Regions from separate parts of the Mus musculus genome. Here regions 1 and 2 are each linked to region 3. The links are chromatin loops, found by intact Hi-C in ENCODE. Cell type or tissue: heart. All regions are shown on one strand.

The links. Hi-C counts contacts between places; a loop is a spot of excess contacts. Peaks named below come from ENCODE experiments on the same cell type or tissue, not always from the same donor. Only the 100,000 strongest peaks of a DNase experiment are listed, where the experiment ranks them.
Region 1: a loop joins it to region 3, with 2.4 times the contacts of the local background. A loop is called at or near these places in 7 of 42 quality-filtered maps.
Region 2: a loop joins it to region 3, with 3 times the contacts of the local background. A loop is called at or near these places in 3 of 42 quality-filtered maps.

What each region holds. Positions count from the first base shown.
Region 1 is chr2:38,926,067-38,928,566 of GRCm38, forward strand. It overlaps Nr6a1 (nuclear receptor subfamily 6, group A, member 1), which reads right to left and starts at 395. Exons shown (of 11, transcript NM_010264.4): 1 at 52-395. The coding sequence starts at 151. In heart, CTCF peaks have their summits at 154 and 1,201 (motif pointing right); DNase peaks (open chromatin) are centred at 355, 715 and 1,245; H3K4me3 peaks cover 1,652 bases; H3K27ac peaks cover 1,265 bases.
Region 2 is chr2:39,010,277-39,012,776 of GRCm38, forward strand. The region is part of intron 1 of Arpc5l (actin related protein 2/3 complex, subunit 5-like); the gene reads left to right. Among named protein-coding and RNA genes, the nearest start is that of Arpc5l, 3.4 kb to the left of the region's middle. In heart, no CTCF peak of the experiment used is centred here; a DNase peak (open chromatin) is centred at 1,135.
Region 3 is chr2:39,189,654-39,192,153 of GRCm38, forward strand. Scai (suppressor of cancer cell invasion) reads right to left here and starts at 1,077. Exons shown (of 18, transcript NM_178778.3): 1 at 937-1,077; 2 at 336-380. The coding sequence starts at 989. In heart, a CTCF peak has its summit at 1,290 (motif pointing right); a DNase peak (open chromatin) is centred at 1,208; H3K4me3 peaks cover 1,525 bases; H3K27ac peaks cover 1,099 bases.

The DNA of each region.
Region 1 (2,500 bases), 260 kb before region 3:
AGGGGGTCGCGGGCGTTGGCACCGCCCGGGCTCAGAAGGCCCCTTACCCACCGTTGCGCGGCGGCGGAGGGAGCGCGGCGGGCGGCTCCAGGAACCCCGCCGAGCCCCCGCCGCCTCCCCCTCCGCTAGGTGGCCGTTCGTCCCGCTCCATGCGGCGGTGCTCAGGGCCCTCTCGGGCTTCGCTGCTCCGCCATGACTTGCGCCTTCGTAGTCGTCGTCCTGGTCTTCCACGGGGGGAGGGGGCTGTCAGGGGCCGGCAGGCTCTCGGCCGCCGCACTCTCTGGGCCCCTGAGCCGCCCGGCTCCGCGCCCCTCCGCGCCGCGCCCCCTCAGCACTGGCCAGCTCCCTCCTCTGACGTCACGCGCCGCTGCCACGCACATGCCCGTGAGGAATTCTGGGAAATGTAGTCCTCCCAACGAGGCTGCCCACACGGGACTCTACCAAATAAAGGGGTGATGGAAAAAAAACAGGAAGACCTAAGTAGGGAGAACCCAAACCTATCACTATTACAAACTCTAATAAAATTTCTAATATATTAATATAATAAACGGCTATGTCAGAGTTTTCTCTCTATTGTAACTTATTCGTGATCATAGTGCTCTATGATTCCAACTATTTCCCCACACTAATAATGAGCCTTTCCAAGGAGGCGTATCCACCGGGAACCGGGTGAGCACGTGCAACCAAGCCCAGCCCTGTGGGGGAAGGCCCCAGGGGGCGGGGTGTGTAGGTACTCATGAGGGCTTTCCTCCCGGGCTGAGCGACAAATTGGACCAGAGATTAAAGGACCCGAGTTTAACCCGAGGTGACTGCGTTCGTATGCAAATAGAATCTATACAACTCTGCTTTCCGGAGAAGTGTTTAAAGCCCCTTTACCTCCGGGTGGGCGGGAAAGATTAAAGTTTCTCTTCCTCCTCTTTCATTCCCCGCACCCTGCCCATAGAACAGATGGACAAACTAAGATCACTTCCACTGATGCCACCAAAGAAAACTTGAGACCCCTGACTCCTTGTGTCTTAAAGAGTTCTGTTTTAAGAATGTCCCTTTCCCGGAGTGTTCCCCTTCCCACTCCTGTTCAGTATACCTGTCTCAAAAATGAGAGGTGTAATAAGAATCGGATCCAGTGATAAGAGACCAACTCTCACATACACGCTATCGCCTCAGTTTACAGAAGTTCCCACCAAATAAAATCCTGGATTTTCTCCCCTTCCTCCTCCAGGGCCCACCTCCCGCTGCCACCAGGTGGCGCGCGGCCATGGGGCTCTCAGGATTAGGGGTGGTGGTGATTTTCAGAAATGCCCCGCGCGCGTTCTCTCTCTCTCTCTCTCTCTCTCTCTCTCTCTCTCTCTCTCTCTCTCTCTCTCTCTCTCTCTCACACACACACACACACACACACACACTACACAACCCGCGCACACACACACACACACACACACACACACACTATACAACACACACACCTCCCTTAGGAAAAGACTTATTAAGTTTCAGTCTAGAACTTAAATGCTATCTAGCTTACTATAAATCAAAGAACTCTGGTGCTTTGCTGGGCTTTCCTCTAATGGGCCGTATCGAAGCGGTTTCATTCTGTCACTTCATTCTGCCCCATGTGCCCCTGGAATCCTCTGGCTCTTGTGAGTCATTCTTTACTTAATTGTTTAGAAGTCTTTACTTGGCTTATGAAATCTAACCTGTTCCGATTCCTGCCCACGTTGCTCCCATGCCTCTTCCCTTACCTGCTATTGAGAAGGCTCTGCCAAGCCTTCCTGCACTTTCCATTATCAATATTAATTGGCCTGGTCCATCCTTAGTCTGTGCCAGCAGCTGTTATGAGAGATTGACACTAATGCTGTGTGGTTTAAAGCTCCCACACCTGTTCATTGAGGTAGCTCTGATATTGGTGCTCTCACATACAAATGAAGTGGCACAAAAGTTGATGTCCGTTATATACTCAGTGGATCAGAAAGCCGAAATGCCTCTATAAAGTCTTTAACTCATCTTTCTAGATCCTTTTCTTCAGTAGCACCTTCCTTATACCTCCCATCAAGGGACAACTGGGTCCCTCTGTATTCCCAGATGGCCCTATCTAAGTAGACTGTAAGAAATGATCTTTTTTTAAAAAAGATTCATTTATTTATTTTATGTATATGAGTATACTTATACACTGTAGCTGTCTTCAGACACACCAGAAGAGGGCATCAGATCCCATTACAGATAGTTGTGAGCCACTATGCAGTTGCTGGGAATTGAACTCAGGACCTCAGGAAGAGCAGTCAGTGCTCTTAACCACTGAGCCATCTTTCCAGCCCCAAGAAATGATCTTGAAGTGGTTATGTCTTTGACAAGGGTTCTGAGCTTTCCCAAGGCCAGGGAGCAGTGTTCTGCAGCAGGCCCCTGGAATATAAGATGAGTCCTTTGTGTCGTGGGGAAGAAAGCCTTCTTCAGCTCTGGATTCTGAAATGTGCCAGGATCGCATAGCCTTCCCAGAGCCAGAGTTCCC
Region 2 (2,500 bases), 180 kb before region 3:
CTCAGCATTCTTAAATGATAGAGACAACTATGTTGGTCTTACCACCTCAACAGGTGTACCACTAAACACACAGCAGGTGTACTCCAAAACTTGGGCCCGGGTTGTAGGAGGGGCAGGGGATTGTAGAGAGGGCTTGGATTTGAAAGGCAGCTCTGAATTGTAGCTTTGTGACCTTGGGCAAGTAATTTCCCTTCTGTCTCAGTTTCATTATCTCTATGGCAGAAGTCAGGCTCTTGTCCTAGAGGGTTTGTAGAATAAGGTGAGATGTGACTGTATCTGGTCCTGGATCCAAAACCCCCAGGGAGGATTTTTTTTTCCCTCCACTCCAGCGGTTTTAAAGTACCATTGTAGTTCATTTTCTTTCTCAGTGAAACAGCTTCTGGTCCTTCAAGTAGGACTGTAGGTAGAGCAGTGGTTTTGAGTGATTTGGTAGTTTTTTTCACCCCTCCTCAAGGAAATTTGGCAGTGTTTGGTGACATTTTGATAGTTTTAGGATGTTACTGGAAACTTTAGGGTAAAGGCCAGGGAGGTTGCTAAATATCCTGCAGCATACATCAAAGAATCATCTGGTTTAAAATGGCCATGGCTGAGAATGGTCTGGTGGGTTCTTCAGCCTGTTGTCTGAAGCTATTGGACACTATCTGGGTATGGAGGCTAGTTAGTAAACATGATTGCAGAGGTGCCTCTCTGCTTCCTCTTGTACCCAGCATTTGTGAGCCTTTGGTTGTCAGTGGCTGCTTGACAGGCTGCAGTGCTAAGCCTAACGTTCTCATCCTTGTGGACTAGTTACATCATTTCTGCCTTTCCCTCTCATCTCTTTTGTGAATGAAATGATTGTTAGTTCATGTGTACTGTTAAGCTTTTATGGGACCCTGCTTATTGCCTGGGGATACTGAATTAGAAAAGTTATGGGGTGGAGGGTTATCAGTGGCTGTATCAGGACTAGTTCTTGTTTGTCTGAGGAAAAAGAAAAAGAAAACTAAAGATAAAGGGTGGGGCACCTGTCCACTCTGTAAGGTAGGTCCATTCCAACATGGTAAGGAAGTGACTTGCCTGGTGGTACAGAATAGCTTTTCAAGATGGTACTCACTAGGGAAGTTGGGACTTCAGGTTTGCACCAGAGGCTAGCTGTTCACACATGGGCATTGCTGCATGGTCAAAAGTAAAGACCTGATTGGGCAGAGTCATTCCTTGTTCTATTTTTGAAGCTTTTTGGCTTAAGCCAGTGTTTCACATGAGGAAATGAAAGTTGGCTGATGTAATTCAGTTTAAAATAGGTGTAACCTTTGGGGACATAACCTAGATTGTAATTTTCTTCAGTGTGCTGGGTATTCAGAACTCAGCAGTGAATGTGAAATTAGGATTCTATCTAAGGCTTGTGGGGAAAGGGAGCAAATGGCTCATTTTGTGGGCCAAAGTGAGACCTTGCTGATTTGGAAGACAGACAACCCCCTATCTCAGACATCCCCCTTGAGACATGTTTTAACTATGTAGCTCTGGCTGGCCTTGAATCTGCCTAAGTGCTGAGATTTAAAGGAATGAACTACTAGGCCTAGCCTGAGAGGTATATTTGACATACTTGATTGCTTTAGCTGTTTGATAAGAGGCACAGAGTGAAGATGCGTTATGTCTAGCCTGGTGGTGGTAGCATTGACTGTTTTTAATCTCAGCACTCAGGAGGCAGATGCAGGTGGATGTCTGAGTTCAAGGTCTACAGACCTACAGTTCCAGGACAGACTGGGGTATACAGGGAAGCCCTGCTTTGAAAAACAAAACTATTAAGATGTGTGTGTTTCTATTCCCTTTTAGAATGAGAGAGGGTGAGAACTCCTTGCAGTCCATTTGTGCATGATTTCCCATGAAGATCCTGTAAAGCAGACAGTGCCTAGCACTGAGCATGTGCAAGTAGGCTCTGAAGGGACTCTGGCCAGCTCGAACACGGCAGGCATGGTTTTGGTGGACCGTGTTAACCAGACTGCATTCCTGAAGCCAGCCCCTAAAGTCTATTTGGATTTATTTGGCTTATTCCTACTCCTACCCAGGCCCAGCCATCAAAGTATTGAAATTCAGTAATCAAAAGCCCCCTTTGGCTCATGTAATTAACATGCTCAGTTAAAATGAAACACCACATTCTAACATGGGTTTTCATTTGTACCTTTACTTTTATTTTTGGCGGGTTTCTTTGTATAATCTTGGCTGCCTTGGAACTCAATATAGACCAGACTGGCCTCAAACTCAACAGTCCACTTGCCTCTGCCTCCAGAGTGCTGGGATTAAGAGCGTGCACCATCACTGCCTGGCCTATTTTACCTTTATAAAGCACCATTTTCCTATGTACCCCATCTGTTGTCTCTATCCAGAGGCAGTCCTTTGTCCTTGTTCTCTGGAACAAATACCTTTGCCCCCTTTCCCTTGCTTCTTTCCTCTTCTCCCTCATCTTCTCTCTCCCATGTTTGTCTCTTATTCTCTGCCCTCTGAGTCAAAGAAATTTCTTTTGTGC
Region 3 (2,500 bases):
GTCACAGAAAATAACACAGAATTTGTATACGACACTTGGCACACAGTAGCTGTTCAATGACAATCTCCGTTAGAGATGCCAAAGTTGAAATTAAGACTAAAGTCGAAAGTGGGGCTTTCTTAATGTTTCCCCATTTCCCGTATCATATACCTGCAAGGGGTTGGAGGTGGTGGTAATTTGAAGTTCTCAAAGGGAATACCTTTCCATGCTGTCGAATTTACTAAAAAAAGGACCTAAATAAGAAACTTTATCTACTCACCACGTAATTATGCAGCACAGGGGCAGCCAAGCAAACAGGAAAAACACGAAGCTAGAGAGGAAGGCATTTGCCTTACCTGCTTTTCCGTTTTCGGGGTGGTTTCTCCACTGTGCCAGACAGTCTACAGACCAAACAAATGAGACCCGTAACTAAGACAACACACCGTTTGCCTTGCCTTGCCTGTGGGGCACTTCATGTACCACCCTCGGGGGGCCACAGGCTGACCACAGGTTGGCTCTGCCTACCCGTGACCTTACAGACACCCCACAGGCAGGGCTTCCTTCCCTCCCACGACCAAGCGCCTGGGACTCACTAGTCCCCGAATGCTCTCGGTTCCCTGCCCCAAACGTTCGGCTCCCCCAACCACCCGCCAGGTCGGCCTCATTGTCTGCCCAGAGCCGCAGGCCCCCCTAGCTCCCCTCAGACACGGCCCCGCCCCTCAGACCCGGTTCCCCGCATTCCTTGGCTCCCCGGTGGGGCGCGCGCCCTCCGCTCTCGCCCAGCGCGCCCTCGCTCGCTGCCCCGAGAGCTGCTCTCCCTTGGCGCCCCCGAGATGCTGAGTGCCTGTACCCCCGCCCCTTCAGGGCTCGGCGCCTAGACACCACCGCCGCCACCCCCAGGCCCGCTCTCTGGGCCCCTCGCCCCTAGCCTCCGCCTCGCCACGTAGCCCACCCCACCTGGGGGCCAGGCGACTCCGCGGCTGCTGGGACTGCCGGGCTCCTCTGACCATCCGGCTCCTGCTCCGCCGCGGGAGATGCTCCGGCGGCCGCAGGGCTCGCTCGGGAAGCTGAAGCGGCGGAGGCTGGAGTAGGCGGAGAGACAGGAGGAGGGCCTTGCGCCCCGGCCAGGCTTGCCGCGGGGCTCGGGCCCGTCCCCTCCTCGCCTCTCCTCGGTTTCTATTGGCCACAACGGCAGGGTATCTAGAAATCCGACCGCTGATTGGGTGCTTAGGCCGTCATGTCCCGCGTGGCCCACCCCGAGGTTTGGTTGAGACTGCAGGTGGCGGCAGAGGTGCCTTAAAGACTGCTAGCAGAGCGAGAGGAGCCCTGAGCGCCTCCGTGTGCCAGAACGGGGACTTACATCTCCGGCGCCAGACACCTGCCTGCAGGTTCTCTTTGGCTGGCATCCTGCATCCCTGACACCTCCCAGACACCTGCTATTTCCTCCGCCTCCGCACTGCTCCAGAACCAAAATCAAGCGCAGCACTTTCTCCAGATATATTCAGAAGTTCGAGGGCAAAGCAGCTCTCTCTCTCATAGTCTTCTGAATCACCTCGAATGCGGCTTAATGTCACCCTTCAAAAGGGACTCGGTCTCAAATTGTAGGGATCAAGCAGTTTGGCTGCAGGAAAGATCCTAAGCTTGGATGCAAGCTTGTAAGAAAGCAGAATTTCTTTAATTACCTCGAAAAAAAAAACAACAACAACAAACAGCATTGCAAAAAGAACCAATTACAATAACCACAAGGAATGTATTCCATTTTGAAAAGCCTAAAAAGAACTGCTTCTTGTATAAGCTAGCCATTCTGTGCCATTCCAGATGATTAAAAAATCTAACCAGCTAATCATTTTTGGTATAAAATTTCACTGCATTTTTTGACAGACCTAAGCATGCAAAACATTACATGCATAAGCATGTAAATACAATTAATACTAGTAATCTTTTCTATTCTGCTCTAACAAAAAGCTATCTTTGAAAATATAGCAGATGTATATGTAATGCACCCGAAGAATTTAATTCTTAAGATCTATGCAAATCTGTCTGGCAGATTCTAAGTTCATTCCTTCCATTTGGGAGAAGGCATAAAACTTTCTCTTGGGCCATTTTCATTTTATTAGAACACATTTTGTTAAAACACACACCAACAATGTAGTGGCAGATATATGGCTCAGCAGAGTAAAAGGTGCTTGCTGTTCAAGCCTGATGTTGTGGCTTGTCCTCAAACCCAGAGGAACGCTTTCGATGACTCTCTGACCTCCACATGCACATGACACACACACCTGCACACACACAGCACACAATAGCAAATAAAATGCATGAGACGTATCTCACAAATCTCCACAAGTGGATAGTATCCCAAATATTGAGATAACTACTTTTTCACAAATGTATTTGGTGCAAGGGGTTCTCCTTTATTCCTACATGATTTATCTTGCACCCATCTTCGATGTGGAATGGCCTTTCTTTTATGAAACAATGGGATGCTGCCAAGTTATAGCGGGATTTATTTTTGCATTGCTGA